3 separate regions of the Homo sapiens genome follow, and all the other regions are linked to region 2. A link is a loop called in an ENCODE intact Hi-C map of the cell type or tissue named here. Cell type or tissue: B cell. All regions are shown on one strand.

Evidence for each region. Hi-C counts contacts between places; a loop is a spot of excess contacts. Peaks named below come from ENCODE experiments on the same cell type or tissue, not always from the same donor. Only the 100,000 strongest peaks of a DNase experiment are listed, where the experiment ranks them.
Region 1: a loop joins it to region 2, with 3 times the contacts of the local background. A loop is called at or near these places in 54 of 110 quality-filtered maps.
Region 3: a loop joins it to region 2, with 20 times the contacts of the local background. A loop is called at or near these places in 9 of 110 quality-filtered maps.

Annotation. Positions count from the first base shown.
Region 1 is chr14:49,778,757-49,786,756 of GRCh38, forward strand. It overlaps KLHDC2 (kelch domain containing 2), which reads left to right. Exons shown (of 13, transcript NM_014315.3): 7 at 839-919; 8 at 992-1,050; 9 at 1,457-1,566; 10 at 1,947-2,019; 11 at 3,614-3,701; 12 at 3,786-3,838; 13 at 4,074-7,629. The coding sequence ends at 4,197. NEMF (nuclear export mediator factor) reads right to left here. Exons shown (of 33, transcript NM_004713.6): 29 at 7,962-7,994; 30 at 6,464-6,564; 31 at 6,336-6,379; 32 at 6,169-6,248; 33 at 3,327-5,957. The coding sequence ends at 5,880. Among named protein-coding and RNA genes, the nearest start is that of KLHDC2, 15 kb to the left of the region's middle. In B cell, no CTCF peak of the experiment used is centred here; no DNase peak of the experiment used is centred here.
Region 2 is chr14:49,826,992-49,834,991 of GRCh38, forward strand. NEMF (nuclear export mediator factor) reads right to left here. Exons shown (of 33, transcript NM_004713.6): 7 at 7,372-7,458; 8 at 6,432-6,505; 9 at 5,216-5,286; 10 at 5,060-5,135; 11 at 4,308-4,370; 12 at 2,358-2,435; 13 at 2,063-2,271; 14 at 1,625-1,816; 15 at 1,300-1,363. Among named protein-coding and RNA genes, the nearest start is that of NEMF, 22 kb to the right of the region's middle. In B cell, CTCF peaks have their summits at 3,243 (motif pointing left) and 3,448; a DNase peak (open chromatin) is centred at 3,290; H3K27ac peaks cover 342 bases.
Region 3 is chr14:49,458,059-49,466,058 of GRCh38, forward strand. No RefSeq gene overlaps it. Among named protein-coding and RNA genes, the nearest start is that of RPS29, 120 kb to the right of the region's middle. In B cell, CTCF peaks have their summits at 3,924 (motif pointing right) and 4,124; a DNase peak (open chromatin) is centred at 3,933.

The DNA of each region.
Region 1 (8,000 bases), 48 kb before region 2:
ACTGTTGCCTGGGCTGGAGTGCAGTGGCGGGATCTCTGCTTACTGCAATCTCCACCTCCCAGGTTCAAGCGATTCTCCTGCCTCAGCCTCCTGAGTATCTGGGATTACAGATGCCCGCAACCACGCCCAGCTAATTTTTTTGTATTTTTAGTAGAGACGGGTTTCATCACATTGGCCAGGCTGGTCTTGAACTCCTGATCTTGTGATTTGCCCACCTCGGCCTCCCAAAGTGTTGGGATTACAGGCATGAGCCACCGTGCCCAACCTATCTAATACACTTTACGTGGTAGAAGTGTTTCAGATTTTGGAATATTTGCATTATATACTTAACAGTCAACTATCTCTAATCCAAAGATCCGAAATGCTCCAATGAGCATTTCCTTTCAGCATCATGTTGGCACTCAAATTTTCAGATTTGGAGCATCTCATATTTTGGATTTTCCGATTACAGATACTCAAACTGTAATTAAATAACTCTGCACTATACTGCAATTTGTATTACTTAAATATTAGATTTCTTTTCCCTCTGACACAGATAATTATATTTCTTTTCCCTTTGACGCAGATATTATATAATATGCCAGCCTTTATTTTAAAAGAGAAAAAATAAAGCAGCCTATTGTGTTAGCCAGCCCATTCAGTAACACATTTCAAAAATAGAAAATTAAAATGCCCAGTTTTGGTAGTCAGCTTGTAGTACAACTGTTGTCTAGAAGTCTACACTCCCAACTTTTAAAAGCTCAAGTGCCTTACATATTCTTATCCCATATCCAGAGTAGACATAGGTATTTTCCCTGTTTATAAAAAGTTCACTAACTTGCTTATGTGCCTCTAATAGGGTAAAGCACCTTCACCTCGTGCTGCCCATGCCTGTGCAACTGTCGGAAATAGAGGCTTCGTGTTTGGAGGCAGATATCGAGTAAGTATTCAAACGACTTCAATGACTTGCTTTTGAATTCTTCAAAATGATAACTTAATTATCCTTTTTTAGGATGCTAGAATGAATGATCTTCACTATCTTAATCTGGATACATGGGAGTGGAATGAATTGTAGGTATCACTTTAGATACATTTTTCCAAAATTCAGATTGTTTTTACCCTATATTCCCTACTATTGGTATATAATGTCCTTGCTTAACTTTTCTTTAACTATGAAATTAAATAAACATAATTACTAGGTCCTTAAGGAATGAATTTTATTTTTGTGTTTCCAGTTCCTGTAACTATGTGCCTAGTACATAGCATGTGCTCAGTGTTTGTTGAAAGGAAAAGGTCTGAAGTTGATTCTAACGTCAAAGAAAATATTTCAGTATAAAGCATGTAGTTTATACCAAGAAGCCTTTTTAAACTTAAGGTCTCTTTTTTCATAACATGTACATATAAATTTTAAAAGAAAACTTAAAAATACAGTAGCTGCTTCTAAATGCAGATATTGTAACTTAGCTATTATTTTCAGAATTCCACAAGGCATATGCCCAGTTGGTCGATCTTGGCACTCACTAACACCAGTTTCTTCAGATCATCTTTTTCTCTTTGGAGGATTTACCACTGATAAACAGCCACTAAGTAAGTCCTTGAAAAATATGATAATGAAATCATCATATATCATCCATATCTAATAGCTGAAAATGAGTCTATTAGAGACTGATGAGACGGCTTATAGGGTTGGTTGGAAGGTTTGAAATTAATTTTGATCCTGTAACATAGCTGTAATTGTACTATATGGCATACTTCTGTTCAATAAAGAACCTGGAGCACTTAAGAGCCCTGCTGAAGGGCTACAACATGCAAAGGGCTTACTTGGCTAATTGCAGGGGGGGGAAAAAAAAGAAAATATACTCTCTGTATCTGCTCATGATCTATTACCTTTCTTGCCAAAGCTGTGCCCTTTAAATGTCAATGTCATATTGACAGACTAACATACTTCATTTCTTTGCTTGAATCAGGTGATGCCTGGACTTACTGCATCAGTAAAAATGAATGGATACAATTTAATCATCCATATACCGAAAAACCAAGGTATTTAAAAGCAATTCATATACTGAATATGCATAAGACATAAGAATTGAGGTTTTGGCTGCATTATATCCAGCATTCTTATTTATAAAAATCTCAGCATTCACTAAGGTTTGAAATACTTCTCAAAGAAAAGAAAACCAATGTTATCCTAGTATCGAATGATCTCCTTTCCGTCATCTGTGCATGAAGAGTAGGGCTGGATTTTTATTTTTGCTTCTTCCTTCTGTTATAAAATTGACACATAGTTAAAATATACAATCAAGCTTTTCACTTCAATGAGTTGAACTGCATCTAAGTTTATTAAAAATGAGGGTCGGCCAGGCGTGGTGGCTCATGCCGGTAATCCCAGCACTTTAGGAGGCTGAGGCAGGTGGATCACCTGAGGTCAGGAGTTCCAGCCTGGCCAACATGGTGAAACCCCGTCTCTAGTAAAAATGCAAAATTAGCTGGGCGTGGTGGCGTATGCCTGTATAATCCCAGCTACTTGAGAGGCTGAGGCAGGACAATTGCCTGAACCAGGAAGGCAGAGGTTGCAGTGAGCTGAGATCGTGCCTTTGCACTCCAGCTTGGGCAACAAGAGTGAAACTCTGTCTCAAAAAAAAAAAAAAAAGGGGGTAGAGGTGCTGGAATGGGTAAAATGTTTAAACCTTAATCACATGGGAGGCGAGGTACAGTGGGATTACAGGATTACAGCTGTAATCCCAGCACTTCTGGAGGCTGAGGCAGGCAGAGTGCTTTAACCCAGGCATTCAAGACCAGCTTGGGCAACTTGGCAAAACCCCATCTCTACAAATAATAGAAAAATTAGCTAGGTGTGGTAGCATATGCCTGTAGTCCCAGCTATTCAGGAGGCAGAGGATGTAGTGAGCTGAGATTGCACCACTGCACTCCAGCCTGGGTGATAGAGCAAGACTCTGTCTCTTAAAAAAAAAAAAAATACATGGGGAAAAAACAAGAACTGTCAATTAGACTTGCAGTAGCACTGTATAACAAAGATGAAGAAATCAAATCATCCAAAAAAAGCTTATTAAACACTGATAATTTTCTCTTGTTAATCTCAGAACAAAATGCTAAAGGAAATGATACAGTCAAAATTCATGTTCAAAGCCTGCATTTTTTCCCCAAGTATCTAAACCAAGTATAGTCATGCAAGTAAGACTTCATTTGCACAAATGATCTCTCCATAAAACTACCAGGCTTTCTGAGACTTTATAGTTTACTCAAGCAGGGCTTTCACCATCCCTCAGACGTTCTGTGTAAGGCCAGTTGGCCCTACCTATGGAAGAAGAAGGCATATACTACTCAGCTCCCATACGATTTTTATTGCTAACAAAGACCTAGAGAACAGATCGTTCAGTTCAAACTCCTCATTGCATAAATGAGAACGACCAGAGAGAGAAAATAATATCCAGATAAAATAGATATTGATTGATCTGCTTTTGCTACTTTCCCTTAAGATTTTACTTCTCGCCATGATGTTTTGGTCTGAACTACCTTAAGATCGCTAGTCTTTATTTCATAGCTCTATTCTGTAGTATAAAATGGCCAACTGGTGTTCTGGGTGGCTTCAAACTCGTTTTTGTTTTAAATGCAGGTTATGGCACACAGCTTGTGCCAGCGATGAAGGAGAAGTAATTGTTTTTGGTGGATGTGCCAACAACTTGCTTGTCCATCACAGAGCTGTAAGTATACTACCTTCACATTATTACTGAAACTTACTTGCAAAGCATTTGCTTTTAAATGTGTTCTTCCTATTTATTTTTCAGGCACACAGTAATGAAATACTAATATTTTCAGTTCAACCAAAATCTCTTGTACGGTAAGTAACTTTGTACTTGGCACTTAGATTATTTAAAATTGTGTTTCCTAAGACTTAGCACTCTCGAAAAACTAGGTTTATGGATTATTTAAGGGCAATAAAACTTCATTGCTATAACCAGTTCCTATGAAAATCTTTGAAGAAAGAAAGAGGGATGTTTTATGTAGTTTTTCAAGTGAATGTACTTCCAAACAGTAAAGTGAAATTACTTTTCTCTTTCCTTGTCCACTTTCAGGCTAAGCTTAGAAGCAGTCATTTGCTTTAAAGAAATGTTAGCCAACTCATGGAACTGCCTTCCAAAACACTTACTTCACAGTGTTAATCAGAGGTTTGGTAGTAACAACACTTCTGGATCTTAAGGCTTCATAAATAATGCCTATGATCACCTTGCATGGACAGCAATCCTGTAAACATCACAGAGTGGCATCATTTGTATAATTATATGCATTGTTGTAGTTTGCACCTGTTGGTTTTAATGTGCATGTGAATGGCCTAGAGAACCTATTTTTGTGTCTAAAGTTTACAATAAATGTATTTAACACCAGTAGCTGTCCTCTATTAAAGTAAAGTAATGGTTGGGCTTTTTACCCTGAAGAATGGTTGCTACATTTTCTTTTCAGTAACTTCAGGATATGTATCTGTAGAAACATTATAGTCTTACCATCATCAAAATGCTGAAGTCATTTTTTGAAAACATTATAGATTTTTTTTTTTTTAATGGCAAGAGTAGTCTATAGTTATGTAACCTAGTGTTGTAAATACAATATAATAAAGGTTTTTTTTTTTAAACATTAATATTCACATTATGACGAAGCTGGAAAAACAAAGTGTGGAGGGACCAACAACTGTTCAGTACTTTGACCTTAATGCTTCAGTGTAGGGGCTGGAGCAAGTGGTCATGCTGAATACAGGCAGGTGCTGTCCAGTCAATTAAAAAGTTTTTTTTTAATTAATAGGTTTTATAGCTCATGAAGGAATGGAAATAATGATGACATCATTTTCCATTCTGTTAAGAGACAGAGGAAAAGTGGGTTAGAGTCTTTAGTGGTAAGCCTAAAATGCGCTTCTGGTATTATAGGTTAAGATACTCTAACGTGCTATATTGGTAATTAATTACTAAAGGTGGAAATTAAAATGGTACAGAACTGAATCAGATTACAAGGAAAAAATTAAGATCAAACCTGAAGGTCTACAAATGAATAGAAATGATTAAGCTGAGTCATGAGAATTATTACTTATATTTTACATTTTGGTCTAATATTTTTTTCTGACAAGTATCAATGAAAGCAGAAGAAAATCCACTCCAATACTTAGTTTTCAAGACACAATCCTAAATATTTAAACCCCTTGTAGCTGGCCTATAATATATATATATTAGATGTTATATACAGTAGACTTACCAAGTCAATAGTTTAAGCAATCAAGCCACTTCACTGTTCAGTTTCTTTACATCATGAAATGAATACTTGGTATTAACCTCCCAAATTTCAAGAAAATGTAGAATAACTACAGATGTATATAATTAGCATTTAACTGTCCACAAATACTTTAGGAAATCCTATCATAGTGTTTCCTCTATATAAAACTGGGAAAAAAACAAGAATTAAGTCCTTTTGGTGAATATAGCAAGGCAATGTTTAGTTCATTTGGCCTGTAATATATATATTAGATGTTATATACAGTAGACTTACCAAGTCAATAGTTTAAGCAATCAAGCCACTTCACTGTTCAGTTTCTTTACATCATGAAATGAATACTTGGTATTAACCTCCCAAATTTCAAGAAAATGTAGAATAACTACAGATGTATATTAATTAGCATTTAACTGTCCACAAATACTTTTGGAAATCCTATCATAGACAGTGTTTCCTCTATATAAAACTGGGAAAAAACAAGAAGTAAGTCCTTTTGGTGAATATAGCAAGGCAATGTTTAGTTCATTTTTATAATGCGGAAATCCTGATACATGGTGCTTTCATCTTTGAACTTCCAAAAGGCTATAAAATTGGCTCTTCTCAAATATTTTAGAATTTCATTTCAGCTATTTCCTTTTTACGTTCAGAAGATTGGGTGCAGACACTTTCACTTTGCCAGGAATGTTTCTTGATAAATCTGTGTCCTAAAAAAAGAAAATTGCTGAATATCTTCACATCCTGTATGGTCAATCATGTTTCTTTTATGACAAAAACGAAAAACATTTCCAAACTTTTAGCTGAGATGGTTTTACTGCTTCTAATAAGACAGCATTTTCTACTAAAATAACAAAAAACTGCTAACATTTTAAATTGTACTGTCAGTCTCCACATTCCTTTTCTGAAGGAGAACTTTACCTTTACGCTGCGGAATAAGTCTTTTTCTCTTGCTGTTGCTTCTTTGGAATGCATGAAACTATTCAAGGCTGTTTTTGCAGCTGTAAATACAAAAAAGAGTAAGAATAATCTACTGTTAAGTCACTGAACTGTTTAAAATCATAATTCAAAAAAACAAATTTAAATACCTTTTCCCTTTTTCTGCACTCCAGGAGTAAGTTTCACTTTATATCTTTAAAAAGGAATTACATGTGTTACTAAATAGACGTTACAAAACAATTCACAAAAGCCATTCTGTCAACTAATGGTAACTTACTTGTAGTTTGTCATGGTGGTGTAAGGGGCACATATTGGAATGGCAAACAGTAGTACATCTTCAGGATGTGGCTGGCCTGTCAAAGAATCAAATAGGTTTTCCTAAAAAGGGAAAATAACAGTTACAAAGGCAATTTATACCGCCCTTTACAAAAAATGCTAAAACACTTGAATTAGTATCTCAACATATTTTTTATCTTTTCCTGATATACATACCATCTAAGCTGGAACAGTGGTACTTAAACTCTGCTTCATAGTTCCAAAGAGTTGAAGACCAATGTTTAAATATATTCTTTACTACTTAATTTTTGCCTAGCATAATAAGTAATGAGAACAATAATTTTCAAAATCCTACCTACAGTTACATTTAAGAGAAAGAAGGCCCAGGAGCAGTGGTTCACGCCTATAATCCTAGGACTCTGGAAGGCTCAGGCTGAGGCGGGTGGATCGCTTGAGCCCAGGAGTTCAAGACCAGCCTAAGCAACATGGAGAAACACCATCTCTACAAAAAATATAAAAGTTAGCTGGGTATAGTGGGTGCCTGTAGTCCCAGCTACTCGGAAGACTGAGGGGGGGAGGATCACCTGAGCCCAGGAGGTAGACGTTGTGGAGAGCCATGATCCTGTCACTGCACTGGGTGACACCAGCCTGGGTGACAGAGACCCTGTCTCAAAAAAAAAAAAAAAAGGAAAAAAACTATTGGATATTACCTGAGTTGCAGAAACCTGCTGTGGATTAAAATGATGCAATAATAACCACAAATAGATTTAAGTCCTATCACATGGAAATGGGACTAATACCTTGGCTATACCACTATTTCTCGTCCTGGGGAGATTCTGCCCTCAGAAGACAATGGGCAATGTCTAGAGATAGTTTTCGTTGACACGATGAGGGGTGAGAAGGAATAGGTAGGGGCTGCTACTGGGATCTAGTGGGTAAAGGCCGAGGATGTCGCTAAACATTTTATAATGAATGGGACAGACCCCACAACAAAGAATTAACCAACCCCTAATGTTAATAGTGCCAAAGTTGAGAAACCCTGGGCTAGAACAGCCTTCTCTCTTACCCATTATTAAGGAGAAATCCCAGAGTTCTTATTTGCTGTGCTGCCTGTGAGATTGCCCCCATTTATTTTACAATATGAATAAACTTAGATTTAGGACAGAATGCTTGGTGCTGAAGTATAATTAATATTTGAGTGTTTGCTATGTGCCATAAACTTTTCTAAATGCCCTTTACATACATTAGTTATCAAAACAACCCTCTCCTGGGTAGGGACATTATCCCCATTCTTCAGATGAGGAAACTGAGGCACAAAGAATGTTTCCAAGTTTGTACAGTTACATATAGCAGAGTTGGGATTAAGACCCCGAAAGTTTGACTTCGTAGCCTGCAGTCTTGTCTTAGGTTTCTAAGTTTTAATAAGTTGTGTTTCAAACATTCTGGGAACTGAATTGTAATCACAGTGTTGTAGTAGGAACCCCAACATAAAATCATACCTCATTTCCCTGTTGATCCAGATCTTGCTCTTCCTGTTC
Region 2 (8,000 bases):
GGAGCACGTGTCATTATTTTATGAACAGCTAAGATCCCAGTGTAGCCAGAAAGAGTGTATGAGAGGAGGAATGCAGGTGTTGAGGTCAGAGGGGAGGAGATCTCCCGTCCTTCTTGCAGGATAGGAGAAGGGCTCTGAATTGTATTAAGATGGGAAGCAACTGGAAGAGAAAAAGGACTTCACTTTTGATTTATTTATTTTAATATATTTTTTGAGACGGAGTCTCGCTCTGTCTCCCAGGCTAGAGTGCAATGGCATGATCTCAGCTCACTGCAACCTCCACCTCCCGGGTTCATTAGATTCTCCCACCTCAGCCGCCCAAGTAGCTGGGATTACAGGTACCCGCCATCACCTCAGGCTAATTTTTGTATTTTCAGTAGATATGGGGTTTCACCATGTTGGCCAGGCTGGTCTCAAACTCCTGGCTTCAAGCGATCCACCGGCCTCGGCCTTCCAAAGTGCTGGAATTACAGGCGTCAACCACCACACCCAGTCTTCACTTTTGATTCAAAAGGATCACAACGGGGCTAGGCATGGTGGCTCACACCTGTAATCCCAGCACTTTGGGAGGCCGAAGGTCAAGGCCTGAAGCGGGCGGATCACCTGAGGTCAGCAGTTTGAGACCAAGCTGACCAACATGGTGAAACCCTGTCTCTACTAAAACTACAAAAATTAGCTGGGTGTGGTGGCGGGCGCCTGTAATCCCAGCTACTTAGGAGGCTGAGGTGGGAGAATCGCTTGAACCTGGGAGGCAGAAGTTGCAGTGAGCTGAGATCAAGCCATTGCACTCCAGCCTGAGCAATAAGAGTGAAACTCCATCGCAAAAAAAAAAAAGGGTCACAATGGCTGCTATGTGGAGAACAGACTGTAGTGGGAAAAGAGGAGGAGGAGAGAGATCCAATAAGAGGCTACTTGTCATAGTCCATGTGAACACAGAGGTGATAGGGGACTGATCAGTGGAAATAATGAGTAGTAGCCAGATTCTGGCTGTACTTTAAAGAAAGAACCAAAGGATTTACTGATGGATTGCATGATTTATGGGAAAAGAGTCCAGGATATCACAAACATTTTTAACCTGAGTGAACAGAAAAATGAAGGTGTTATTTACTGAGATGAGGAAGAATAGGGGAGGAGCAGTCCTGGGGGGAAAAAATACTGGAAATACATATATTTAAAGCAAAGTTAAGTTTGAAAGATACTTCTGAATTAGAAAACCTCATTTAAACAGAAGAAATAATTATGTCCATTAAATTACGCAGGCACAAACAACTAACATTCACTCTAAGAAATACTCAGTACCTTCTCAGCAGCTTCAACAGTCTTTTGTGTTTTCTTAGCAGCATATCTCTTGTGATCATAATACCTAGAAAAACATATTTCTCTTAAATTTTAAGTATAATATTTATTCTTCAGTTTTCTACTTAGTTCTAACTTGACAAATTCTCAAATTATACAGAACAAATCAGAACAAACTGTATAATTAACAAAACTAAATTTAAAAAAGTATTTTCACCCAAAAAAAGTATGCATGTACAAGTGAAATTTAAAATTTTTTAAAATGTCCTTAATTCCTTAATTTATTGCAGATAACACTTGGCCTAAAATGTAAAGTTAAATGACTTACTTTTTGGCATTGGCATATGCTGACAAGCTGAGATCAACATCTACAAGTAAGGGCTTATTTTTCTGAGGCTTCTGCAGCTGTTTATTCTTTTGTTTTTTCTTTTTTCCTTTTGGTGGTTCAGTTTCATTTTTCTCAACATTGACGTCACCATCAACATCATCATCTTCCTCCTCTGATAACAAGTATGGATTTCTATTAAAAATATTCAATAGCATTTCACTAACGTCAATGACATCACTTTTATTTTCAATTTTCTTCTTCAATAAAATTATAAATGGTTTACAGTACTGGAAGTTTCATTATTTATTTTAATCTAAATTAGTTTTTTCCCTTTCTTTGAGAATTTCAAAATATGAAGAAAAAATGTTTAATACAGTGAACAATTAAAATAACAAAATAAAGACAAGCATTAACTGCTTGACTAAGAGTCAAACTTACCTTAGCAGCATTGTAACATGGTTTGTTTGTAGTTTTAATTCTTTGATTGCACTTGCAACAGGGTCTCCTTGAGCCTGGGCTTCTTTCACAATTAACCCAATTTCTGTCCAATCTATCTGGTTAGCTAAAGCACTTCGAACTACCTGAATGGCTCTGTCAACTATTTGTAGGTTCATTTCTATGAGCTCTCCTTTCAGTTTGTCTATTTCCTTAAAAAACAAACCACACACATTTACTACATTGCCAGTTAAAGTTAACATTTTTGAAAAAGCACTGAGAAAGCCAAACATAATACCTGAGCCTGCTGAAGAGCTTCCAATCTGTTTTCGTGATCCTTTCGAACATTATCTAATTTCTTCAATGCTTGCTTTTCCTTTTATTGGCAAAACAGATTTTTTAAAAATTAGATTTCTCCTACCTCATGACATCCCTCTCTTACTTCCCAACACTCACTATCCTGACCCCATCTATGCTGTTATCTAGCTAGCTGAAGTTCCCATAGTCTACCACCCTAGGCCTATCCCACTACAATGCGTTCCATGCCCCAAAATTACTTCTCCTGTCTTCCTAACTCCCACTCCTTATATAGAAAGGTATTTTGATTACAGGTTACTGTGTATATAAGATATACCCCTAATACCCTTGGCATTATTCAAACAGGCAGAAATCAAGACATTTTTTCCTATGGCACAAAAGTAAAGTTTGGGAGAACGAATTCTTTATTTTTTTTTAAATAATAGAGACCGGGTCCCGCTATGTTGCCCAGGCTGCTCTCCAATGTCTGAGCTCAATCCTCCCACCTTGGCCTCCCAGAGTGCTGGGATTACAGGCCTGAGCCACTGCACCTGGCAGGGAATGAATTCCCAAAGAGCATAAATTACCAAATGACTTTGTATTTTTTGCTACTTTTGATTTTCTCACAACTATTTCCAGTATTTTACAGAAACTTTTTCCCCTAAATTAATAAGACAAAGGCTCATGGTAGTTATTTGGCATTTTATCATATATACTTTACATTTCAAGGTTATCAATTGGGGGACAAAATTTCTAACACTAGTAATATCATCAATTAATGAGTATTTAAATGCTAGATGAAATATTTTTTAAAATTTAGATAAGAATGATGACTATTAAAACCCACAAAATAATTACCAAAATAAATCACTAGTATTTTGACACCCATGAAACCATGGGGTTCAGTTTACTAGCCAAAGTGCTGCCACCATGTGGTAATTACATGATGTATATAATTCATCTGACTGGCCTACCTGCTTTGAAATTGTGCTATGATTAACTAATTTTTAAAAACTGAAGAGGAAGTGGTACAGGGATTCAAACAATTTGATTTTTTTTTCTTTAAGGCAGAGTCTCACTCTGTCACCCAGGCTGGAGTGCAGTGGCACAGTCTCAGCTCATTGCAACCTCCGCCTCCCAGGGTCAAACAATTTTTGTGCCTCAGGCTCCTGAGTAGCTGGACACCCATACCACACCCCATTAATTTTTGTATTTCCAGCAGAGACAGGTTTTCACCATGCTGGCCAGGCTGTTCTTGAACTCCTGACCTCAAGTGATCTGCCCGCCTCGGCCTCCCAAAGTGCTGGGATTTACAGGCGTGCGCCACCGCGCCCAGCCTCAAATAATTTGAAATTTTTGCACACATATTTTAAGACTGTTTTTGAAAAAATCAAATCCCCTTCAAATCAAGAGTGACTATTAACAATTTATGAAACTGTTCTGCAGCAAATGCTCTAAAAACATGGTCAAATGTGCTGGGAAAATACTGTATATCACTTCTTTTGGAGTCATGATACACAGAAAACATATTAAGACTTGGCTTTAAAGTCCATTTAAAAAAGAAACAGTTTAATGATAAACAATATCCCCTCCTCTGGCCTATTTAAAATCTCCCTAAAACAGTATCTCCTTAACAGCAATGTTTGAGAAGCTTTGGGTTGTTCTGAGCAAACCACATTAAGGTGTAAATAACAGGCCTCACGTTCCCACCGTATTTTCCTTTTTTTACAGAATATCTGAAATACTCATGAAACAAATGAGGACATACTTTTCAACAATAAAATCCCCCATGGACCTTCTTCATAAACCTTTATCATAAATAAAGAGGCAGGTCAGAGAGTTCCCATACTACTTCTTACACTCTTTCTGAAAGGCTACCCTTTCCTATATCATCTACCCATCAAGCCGCTAAAGACTAGCTGGTTTAATATGTGTTTTTAATAATACATACCTGTTGTAAAGCTTTTAAGTCAATTTTCTGGCCTTCTATCTTGGAATAAAATTCATCCACCGCCTTATTAAAAAAACAAACAACTAGTTGGAAAAAAAAGCACAGTCTCTACTTCAACTTGCATACACAGAATTTTATTTTTTTTTTCTTTTTTTTTGAGACAGAGTCTCACTCTGTTGCCCAGGCGGGACTGCAGTGGCGCGATCTAGGCTCACTGCAACTTCCACCTCCGAGGTTCAAGTGATTCTCCTGCCTCAGCCTCTCAAACAGCTGGGACTACAGGTGCACCCCACCACACACCGCTAATTTTTGTAGTTTTTCAGAGACAGGGTTTCACTGTGTTGGCCAGACTGGTCTTGAACTCCTGACCTCAACTGATCTGCCTGCCTTGGCCTCCCAAAATGCTGAGATTATAGGCATGAGCCAGCAAGCCCAGCTGCATACACAGAATTTTAGATTCCATTGTGTTTCATAACACCACTCAAAGAACTTGAACAGATTTCCGGTAAATGTATTATATGGCTAAACAGTATCAAGAATCAAATGAAGTTCAAACCTCTGGTCCTTCATCCTGAAATAAAGTGGCAACAATTATTTCCAACAGCTGTATCTGTGACGACACTGATCTTTAATGCCCAGATTCACAGTGAATGTAAAGCAAGTATAGTTTCAGTTTCTCAATAGAAGCAAGTTGATATCAACAGCTCATATCATGCTAACTAACTGGTAAAGGAACAGAACGGAAAACCCACCTTGTCAAATGATTCAAATTCTATATATGGACATTGTGAATGTTGAGAAAACAAGAAAGGATGAAATTCCTCATACCTGTAAAACATATTTATTATATCACATTCGAGAACATTAACAAACATCCAAAGCAAATTGACCCATGCCTATATGCTTACGTCAGTATGTCTTCAACTGGTTTATCTGCTTCCAAGCTTGGTTTTATTTCTCTTTTCTGAATGATATATCCCTACAAAAATGCAACATTAAAATCATTCCTATTCATAATTAACAAAGATTTACTTCTTTTTTTTTTTTTTGATACAGTCGCGCTCGCTCCATCACCCAGGCTGGAGTGCAGTGGTATATTCTCGGCTCACTGCAACCTCTGCCTCCCGGGTTCAAGCAATTCTCATGCCTCAGCCTCCCAAGTAGCTGGGATTACAGGTGTGTGCCACCATACCTGGCTAATTTTTGTATTTTTAGTAGAGACAGGGGTTTTGCCATGATGGCCAGGGTGGTGTCGAACTCTTGGTCTCAAGTGATCCGCCCACCTTGGCCTCCAAAAGTGCTGAGATCACAGGTGTGAGCCACTGCACCTAAAAATTTAGTTTCTGTGACTGATATTAATTTGCACCTAATCCAAAGGTTTACTTTCTATGACTGATATTAATTTTAATTTTCTATAAATAGTTATGCTTTGAAAAGGGAAGAAAAACACTCATAAGCTACTAGGTAATTCAAAAAATATTTAATGGTTGGGAGCTGTAAATCACAACATTTTTGAAAAGGGCTGACAAATGAAAATGTGCTTCTCTATCTGAAACTAAAGAAATAACTGTAAATTCCTCAACTTTTCTGAAGAGCCGATACTAACCTGACATTGTACTTTCTATAAAAGATAGGGAACAGAAAAAAACTTATAAACCAACAAAAACTTTTAAAACACTATCCTGGGCCGGGTGCAGTGGCCCATGTCTATAATCCCAGCACTTTGGGAGGCCAAGGCAGGCGGATCACTTGAGGTCAGGAGTTCGAGACCAGCCTGGCCAACACGGTGAAACCTCATCTCTACTGAAAATATAAAAACTGTCCAGGCATGGTGGCACGTGCCTGTAGTCCCAGCTACTCGGGAGGCTGAGACAGGAGAATCACTTCAACCAGGGAAGCAGAGGTTGCAATGAGCCAAGATCATGCCACTGCACTCCAGCCTGGGTAACAGAGCAAGACTGTCTCAAAAAACAAAACAAAAAAACTATCCTGGAATAAGCATATTACAGATAACAATTTTCCAAATTAAAATAAAATGTATATATAATGATCCTTTAATGAACGTTTAATTTCTGAAAACCCAAATAAATCACAACAATATATAGTAAGTATACATGGTGCTACCTTCCCACTGAAGTTGGATGTTGTTTTCATATAGTCTTCTGCTTTCTGCAGAGAAACAAGTACTTTTTCAATATCTAATGGTGGGGGAAAAAAAGGAAAAAAGGAGTGCCAATCAAGTGTCAATTAACCGTGGCTAAACAACTATGTAGAAAAACAGGAAAGTGCTTACAAAATAATGTTGCGTTCAAGAAAATTAGAGATAGTGATTTCATGTTTATAACCAGTATATGTGGATATATGGTTTCATTTTGAACAGCCTGTTGTCCAAGTAGCTTTTATTGAATCATCCACCTTTCCCTCCATGACCTGAAAGGAACTTTGTTCATAAACTAAATTCCCATATTATTTCAAATTATTTTTGGAATCTTTATGCTATTCCTTCTCCAAAAACTTACAGTTTTAATTACTATAGCTTCATATTTTAATCTGTGAAGGGTTACACAGACAGTAATAAATCATTACTAGTATTTTCCAGAGTTATCCTGAACATTTTCACATGCTTTTGCTCCATATAAACATCAGAGTCATTTTATAAAAACAAACAAAAACAAAACACCACCACCAGCACCTGTTGTCATTTTATGAGTGCACTGATTTAGTATATTGCAGAAACTAAAACATTCACTAAAATCTCATTCAATTTTTTTTTTTGAGAGTGGTGATACTTGTTTTTGTGGGGTTTTTTGAGATGGGGGTCTCACTCTGTTGCTCAGGCTGGAGTGCAGCTGTGCAGTCACCACCCACTGCAGCCTCAAACACCCAGGCTTAAGTGATCCTCCCACCTTAGCCTCCCAAAGTGCTGGGATTGCAGGCATGAGCCAGTGTGCCTGGTCAAATGTTTTTCATTCTAGAACCACCTGCTCCCTTATTACTTTCCCAGAAAAAATTTTCATAGTTTAAAAAAAATGAAATAAATGAAAAATGTACCATGCAGACATACCTTTAGTTTCAAGTTTTTCATCCACTTTGACATTACCCGAGAATCCATTTTCTAAAAGACAGTGTTCAATGAGAGCTGGTCCATAGGCTATAAATGCAGAGGATATTACTTTTAGTATTTTCCTATAAATTCTTTTTTGTTTTTGTTTTTTGAGATGGAGTTTTACCCGTCGCCCAGGCCGGAGTGCAATGGTGCAATCTTGGCTCACTGCAACCTCTGCCTCCCACCTCCTGCCTCAGCCTCCTGAGTAGCTGGGATCACAAGCACCCACCACCATGCCCAGCTAATTTTTGTATTTTTAGTAGGGACAAGGTTTCACCATGTTGTCCAGGCTGGTCTCGAACTCCTAACCTCAGGTGATCCACTCACCTCAACCTCCAAAAGTGCTCAGATTACAGGTGTGGGCCACCATGACCTAGCCTAAAATTTAACATTCAAAATATAGCACAAATTTATTTCCCAATATCAATGATCTACTCAATAACAGTGGCTGGTGAAAACAATAAGTTTACTTATTTTGAAGTGTTACTTAGAAATGACAATTCTAGTTCTTAGACTGGGTGCGGTGGCTCATGCCTATAATCCCGGCACTTTGGGAGGCCAAGGCAGGCAGATCACCTGAGGTCGGG
Region 3 (8,000 bases), 370 kb before region 2:
AACCATTGTTATGGTTTGCATGTGTCCCCTCCAAAATGTCTGTATTAGAAACTTACTCCTCAGTGCAACAGTGGTAAGAGGTGGGGTCTTTTGGAAGGTGTTTATGTCATGAAGGTTCTGCCCTCATGAAAGGATTATTGCCATTATTAAAAGGGCTTGTAGGAGTAGATCCACTCACTTCTGCTCTTCTGTGATATGAGGGCACAGTGTTCGCCCCTCCCTTGCCCTTCTGCCTTCCACTATGGGAAGATGCAGTAAGAAGGCCAACACCAACACCAGATGCTGGCACCATGATCTGGATTTCCCAGCCTCCAGAACTGTGAAAGAATAAATTTTTGTTCTTTATAAATTACTCAGTCTCAGGTATTCTGTTATAGCATCACGAAACAGACTAAGACAACCATTTTTTCCCACATTGTCATTGAAACTTGAATATGGGATGCTTCCCATCGTAAGCAGAGGTAGCCATAAGTGAAATGGAATATTAAGGTCTTCTGACTTTTGCTGGGCTCCCTCTCCATCCCCCCCTCTCTATGTGAAGACCATATGTATCCAACAGACCATGGAATCAGAGGAACCAAAATAATAATAATAGTCCTAGTATAGTTCAGTACCAAAGATATTTGCAACATGATTTGCAAACATCTGGTTTGAAGATAGAGAAAGGGACATGAGCTAAGGAACAAAAGAAAAAAAATGAGAATGCAAAGGAAAGATGAAAAATATATACGAGATTTTAAAGATATGAGAATTTAAATTCAGGAGTAATTCCAGCTTCCTTGGTGTTCCTGGCTTGGCTGTGGTACTAAGAGTCATGGGAAATGGCAGACTTTTGTGCTTAACTTCAAAATCAAGACTCAAAATGCTGAAACCAGTCTAAGGTAGGTGGGACTGTGGTATGGTTTGGCTCCGTGTCCCCACTCAAATCTCATCTAGAATTGTAATACCCACATGTCAAGGGAGGGACCTGGTGGGAGGTGATTGGATCGTGGGGCTGGCGGGTTCCCCCATGCTGTTCTCATGATAATGAGTTCTCACAAGATCTGATGGTTTTTAAAGTGTGGCACTTCCCACCCACCGCCTCTCCTGCCACCTTGTGAAGAAAGTGCTTGCTTCCCCTTCACCATAATTGTGTTTCCTGAGGCCTCCCCAGCCATGTGGACCTGTGAGTCAAATAAACCTCTTTTCTTTATAAATTACCCAGTCTCAGGTAGTTCTTCATAGCAGTGTGAAAACAGACTAATACAGACTGGTATACTGTACTACTTAAAAGCCTAGGTCCTAAACCCCACATCTGCCACTTAGTAGCTATTAATCTCTTACTTCTCAGTTTCCTCATCAATAAAATGGAGATAGTAATGGTCAATTTTATAGAATTGTTATGCAAATAAATGCATTTCACAAGTCTTCTGATTTTTCTCTGAGAGTTAAAGTGGAGTTTATGTAAAACATGATTTATGTGGAGAAAGAAAGGAGTAATAGAGTTAAAAGAAAAACCTCAGTATCATCACAAAGGTAGGATGAAGGATCTCCAGCAGGATGAGGGAAGACAAAATAGGATGCTTCTAGTGGGACTCTTTGTGGAGGACCAAAGAAAGTTGAATGTAAGCAGAAGAGTCATGTGTGATTGTTAGGAAGACCTAGAGTCATCTCTACTCTTTGAACCAAATATCGATTAGCCTGAAAAAAATAAATAAAAAATAAATCAATAAATAAAACAGAAAACTTAAAAGGGGGTTGCAAACATGTGGCTTGCTCATGCTCTATGTTTGAGAGATTAACAAGAGAGGTAAAAAGTCAATAAACTTAATTGATAAAGCTTCATCCTACATGTCCCAGGGAATCCTTAAGCTGTTATTGACATGAGGAGGTGCTAAGGTCTGTTACAGAATTCCACGGATTAGTACATGTGAGGAGGGCCACCAGGACCATGAGGCTATCAGTGGGTAGATGTGACTGGGATATTTATAGAAGTGGGTAACTGACAACATTCAGGCCACACCTACCCAGAACCTGGGCCTACATCTGGAGACTGCATACTGGATACTGACTGCATAAAGCCCACCATGTGTCAAGCAATGTAGCCACTCTTCATCACAGGATGAGCTCAAGGAGATACAAGCCCAACAACAGGACACGGTGCCTCCATAATGGCAGGAAGCTGAAGGCAGAGAAGACACTGGTTCTCAACCCACCCTAACCCATCAGGTAACTTGAGTAAGTCACTTCAACTTTCTGGGCTTTAGGTTTCTTATTTGTATATTGAGATCATGGAACTGATAATCACTAAGATCCTTTCCATCATTTTCCATTTATAAATCATAGTTTTGAGGTTTGAAGCTTTGGTCACTATCTCCTGCTAAGCCAAAGTTCAGCACTACATCCAATACCACAGAAAATGCAGGAAAATTTTGGTTCTGTACCCAAAAATAGTCCTGAGTTGACCAGGGGGCCCCTTGATGCTAGGGGATTGAGTGGGGAGAAGGAAGACCTTTCCTCTAGCTTAGGGCAGGCTAGAGAGACCATCTGGCAGCAGAATAAAGGATGTGGTTCTATTTATTCCTTGTACTTCTTCCCCCTGTAGTCCAAAGCTGCTTGAGGTAGTTACTGACAGAGGAAGAAATTGCTAGAAGCCAAAGCTATTCCAATTAAAACTATTAAAAAATCTGATTGTGAGAATGTTTGTTAAAAGAAAAAAAAAATTCTGCCGTAAGCCTGAACTACAGATTGCCTGCAAAGTGCCCATATGGTATAGCTATATAAATTTTATTACCTAGTAAAATTTGTGTCTTAAAACTCTTGGCAAGAGACTTCATTTAACTAACCCAGACTTTTTTTTCCCTTGGCCCAGATACAGAAGAATCGGTGCCACTGAATAACATATTAGGCACTTGCTTTTTGCAGTAGATACACTGTTCTTCTAATGTTTTGTCATATAACTTAACTGCCACCTGAACAAGAAATAACTGTTCAAACTTTTTTTACACATCTTAGCTGAAAATTCAAACTAAATTCGACATCAGCCAATTCTTAAAGGGTCCTTTCTTCCTTTGTATCTTTGATTCTCTACCCTCTTTGATATATATGTTTATACAATCAGCACAGGAATCATTATTTAAAGTGTGCATTTTTTTCTGAAATATGTTGCCTTGTGTTCAAGTGAAATGCAGAACAGTTTTTCATCATCTCACTGGTTTTGGAATTTGGATTTTGAATGTCAAATCTTATATTTCTTTTCATTTTTTTTGAACTGTTAAGAAACTGTGTGTGTTCTTTTAAGTTTACAGTCTGCTCTGAAATTACAATGTAAATAGCTTTAACACAGTCTAAAGTACTTCTAATGGGAATGAATTATTATGGAAACTATCAAGAAAGGCACTGAGCATTATTTGGAAGGCGGCTTTGTTTCTATCTTGGTTTATCCTTTGCCAGTGGCTCCATTAGGGTATCACTCAGTCAGTCTCCCTGCTGGATAGTAAGCTACATCCATCCCTGTACTACTAGCCAAAAGGAGTAGAAAGCTCTAGGCAGAAGCTGTGGCCCCTTGAGAAAAGAGAAGCTTTCTGTTAAATAGTTTCTAATTCCACCCATATTGGAAATACCAGGTGGGACCATTTCACCATCTTTTCACAAAAAGTATGTCATGCCTCTTTCCTTGCCACTACTATAAGGGCTTCATTGAACTTCAAACCTCTTCTAAATCAACAAGATATCTCACACAACATGCAATGAAGTGAGGTGCTACTTAATCCTTCAGCCTTCCAGAAGCACATTCTGTAGCTCTTGATTATTTAAAAAATGCAAAAGCAAAACTAATATAATAGTAACAAACCCTTATAGTTATGATGTGCTTATTACATGCCAGACACCATACTAACGCTTTACATCCATTAGCTCATTTAATACTCACACACACACAAACTCTAGGGGGCAGTGTTGTCCCTACTGTAAAGACGAAGAAACCATCTTAAAGAAGTTAACTGTACTATATATGGGTTTCTGCTAAATGAGTAGATTTCAGCTTCTCTTGCCACAAGAATTTAAAAATGGGTAACTATGTGTAATGATGTACATATTAACTTGTTTCACTAAGTAATCTTTTTACTATTTATCTATATCCTATAATATCATGTTATAACCTCTTAAATATACACAATAAATTTTATTTTTTAAAAAAGGTATAAATTTCCCAAGATCATATAGGGAAACCAGGTGGAACCAAGCACTAAGTCCAGTCTGCTCCTGAGATGGCTTCTTAGCCAGGTCCTTTATGCTGACAATAGTTAGAGACACATCTTAGAAAGCCAATAGGTGACTTGGAATTAGTGTAATGGGAAAAAATGAACTATTACTTAAATCGATTTTTGAAGAATTTCTCTCAAGGAGAAAGCTGTCTTCATCTTAAGTACACCTTAATAATAAGAATGGTTAATATTCAGTGGGTGCCTACTGTGTGCCAGGCAATTTCCTAAGTATTTTACCTATATTAACCCACTTGATACTCAGTACAATTACCATTTTTGCATCACTACAATGGCCATCTTACAAATGAGGAACTTGAGGCAGGTAGAAGTTAAGTAACATGGAAAAGCCACGCAGCCAGGGAGGGTGGAGACTCCATGTAGAACCATGTCGTATGGCTCGAGTGCATATCCTCTTAACACGACTCTATGCTGCCTTTGTGATTACAAACATGTTTGATTATGACAAAAATCATAGGGACAGAGCCTGGATGAGTAAATAGCCAGATAATAAAACAGCTAAGGTGGGTCTGCACAACAAATTACTGGGAATTTCAGGATTTAGGAGCAGAAAAGACAAAGGGAGTTCCAGAATCATCACAGGAACCTGTCACCCAAATTCAAAAGATGAACAAGAAAAATCTTATCGGTAAGAATAGACACAGGACCATTGAAAAAAGGGATGTGTCATAGGTTTTTTTAATTTTTAATTTGTGTGGGCACATAGCAGGTGTGTATATATTTATGGGGCATATGGGATCTTTGATACAGGCATATAGTGTGTAATAATCACATCAGGATAAATGGGGCATCCATCGCCTCAAGCATTTATCCTTTGTGTTACAAACAACCCAATTCTACTCTTTTAGTTATTTTAAAATGTATAATTAAATTATTATTGACTATAGTCACTCTGTTGCGGTATCAAATACTAGTTGTTATTCATTCTTTCTAACTACTTTTTGTACCCATTAACCATCCCCACTTCTCCCCCACCTCACTCCACTTGTCATAGTTTATTTTAAGCTGCTTATTGTGCTGCACTGCTAAGTAACCACTCCATGACACACAGAGCCTTGAGATGGGACACTTTGGGTAATAAAGGAATTGGGATGGTGTCCAGCAAAGAGCTGCAGCATAGAAAAGGGCCAGCAGGAACAGGAAGTAAAAGATCAGCAGAGATGCTGGGAAGTAATGGAAACATTCTTCAATAATCTCCAAAGAGTAGATCACCCACTGTAAATGGGATGTGGAAGTTCAAGCCAGATTCTCTCAGTCTTAATGGACAATCTCGTTGCAACAAGCTGGAGGACTTGGGGAAAGACACCCAGCCCGTTGAAATCTAGGTTGGGCTAGAATTCAAAGTTTCTGATTTCTAAAATTAAACACTCATTCAATAAGTATTTATTGAGTGCCAACAGAATGCTGGGCCTTGTTCAAGATACTAGGGATACAGGAGTAAGCACAACGGACTTGGTTCCTGCCCTTTGGAGTTTATAATCCAGTGGGGAAGGCTGACAATTAAGCAGTAAAACACCCTAAAGTGTGGTCAATGGCTTGATAAGGGGAGCCCAGTATGCTAGGGGAGCAGGTGGCAAAGGACCCCTAAACTACTTGCCAGAAGAGGTGGTGCTTAAATTGAATTGCAAAGCAGAGCACTGAGGAGGGATGTTTATGCAGACAGAAAGAAAAGAAAGCACTGAAGAAAGTCCGGAGAGAGCCCTGCAAGTTTGGGAATGGAGAAGAGTTCACATCTGAAACTTCATACTGGAACAGTAAAGATAAAGGGAATGGTGTCAAGATGCAGGTGTAGAGGGCAGGGGTGTCACAGAGGGCCTTGGAAACCACACTGAGGGGTTTGGGACAAAAGGAAGATCAAGTTTCAAACAGGGTAGTGATATGATCAAATGAGAACTACAAAGTTTAAGGTTAAAAAATAAGTGAAGAGGGCACTAAACTTAAGTTTTATTTTCCTGAGCTGAAGGTTTGTGGTGTTTTTCTATTGATAATAAAGAACTGTTCACTCCTACAATGAGCTATTCTGGACTTACCACTAGCCATCATTATATAGGACATAAATTTGCATGGTATCCTTTGGCAATATCATTGTCTATACAATCTGTGGACTGGACCCATAGTTATCACCTTTCTGTCTATTGTGTTGATTCACACTCCCCAAAATTATTTTATTTATTTAAAATACACCTTCAGGATTACAAAAACTAACTCATGTCATCCTCGTAACAACTCTATGAGGTAAGTACCATTATTATCCCCATTGCGCAGATGAGGAAACTGAGGCTTAAAACAGTCACATGGCTAGTAAGTAGCAGATGCTTTATAGTACACGCACTCAAACCACTACCACATGAAGCCTATCTGGTTGGTTTGGAGAGGCTAAAGGCAAAATAATCTAGAGAGAGCACAAACCTAAGTAAGCGGAACATTCACTAGTTGTTTGAACATTTATTTACTCATCTTGGACCAGCCTGGAGACACAAAAATGAATCTGTCCAGTCCCTCCATTCCTAGAGTACCCAGTCTAGCAGCAGAACAGACAATATCCTAAAATCACAATCCAAATGAGAAGAGTGATGTGTGAGGATGTTAGCAGTGGCAGGTGAACATCTCACTCTCCTTGGGGCAGAGAAGCCCCCAGGCGAGAAGTTCCCCAGAGGAGCCTGCCCAAGCATACACTGAATGATAAGTGGGATTCCACCAGCTGGGCAAAGAAGAAAGGAACATGAGAGTACCCAATGGTATTGTTTAGGGAATTGCAAATTCTTCAACCTGGCTAAAGACTGGGGACCCCTGCAGGAAATGGCAGGAAATGGGACTACAGAGTGTGCTGGTTCAGGCAGCACTGTCCCTTGATAAACTCCCAGAGAACAGCCACATTGTCAGAAAGCACATTTTCTGCTCATTCCACTGAGCTTAGAGGGTAAGAACACCCTGAAAACTGTGGCCCAAATGTCTCTGTGGACAGTTAAGGTGTTTCCTTGGCCAGAGACGTTTGCTAAAATCTTCCTCTGCAGGTTCTGGGCCTTTGGCGTAGTGCCCAATTTTGAAACTGCGATGTCCCCGAAGTTCCTTCCCCATGGAGCTGGCATCCACATCTTATGACTAAATTATAGATTGTCCCATGTAAGATGGAATAATACCTTATAAAAGGAGTAATTGCTTTACCTCAGGACTTCTGTCCCTCTGAAAAATAAGTGAGTTCTATATAAAAAAGAAAAATAAATCTCTAAAACCCAATATAATCTTTTGAGATGTTGTATCAACTTTGATCACATAAAAGACCCAGAGCCATGTTTCAGGCATATATACACTCGTCTTCAAAATGCCTTACCTTATATACCTTATAAAATAATACCTTATCTTAACATTCCTTCTCTAATGATATTAGTCAAAACAATTCTACTTTTTAATTAATTGTTTTGACTTTTTTAAAGCATTATGCCTCCAAGAGACTTTAAGCCAAGAAAATAATTTGACAAACCTAATTACACACACACTCATACACACATCATACATAAACACGTATGGGTTTAAATGAAAATGCAAGGTTGAGCCAAGCACAGTGACTCATGCCTGTATTCCCAACACTTTGGAAGGCCGAGGTGGGTGCATTGCTTGAGCCCAGGAGTTCGAGACCAGCCTGGGTAATATAGTGAGACCTCATCTCTACCAAAAATACAAAAATTAGCCAGGCATGGTGGCGCAGACCAGTAGTCACAACTATTAGGGAGGCTGAGG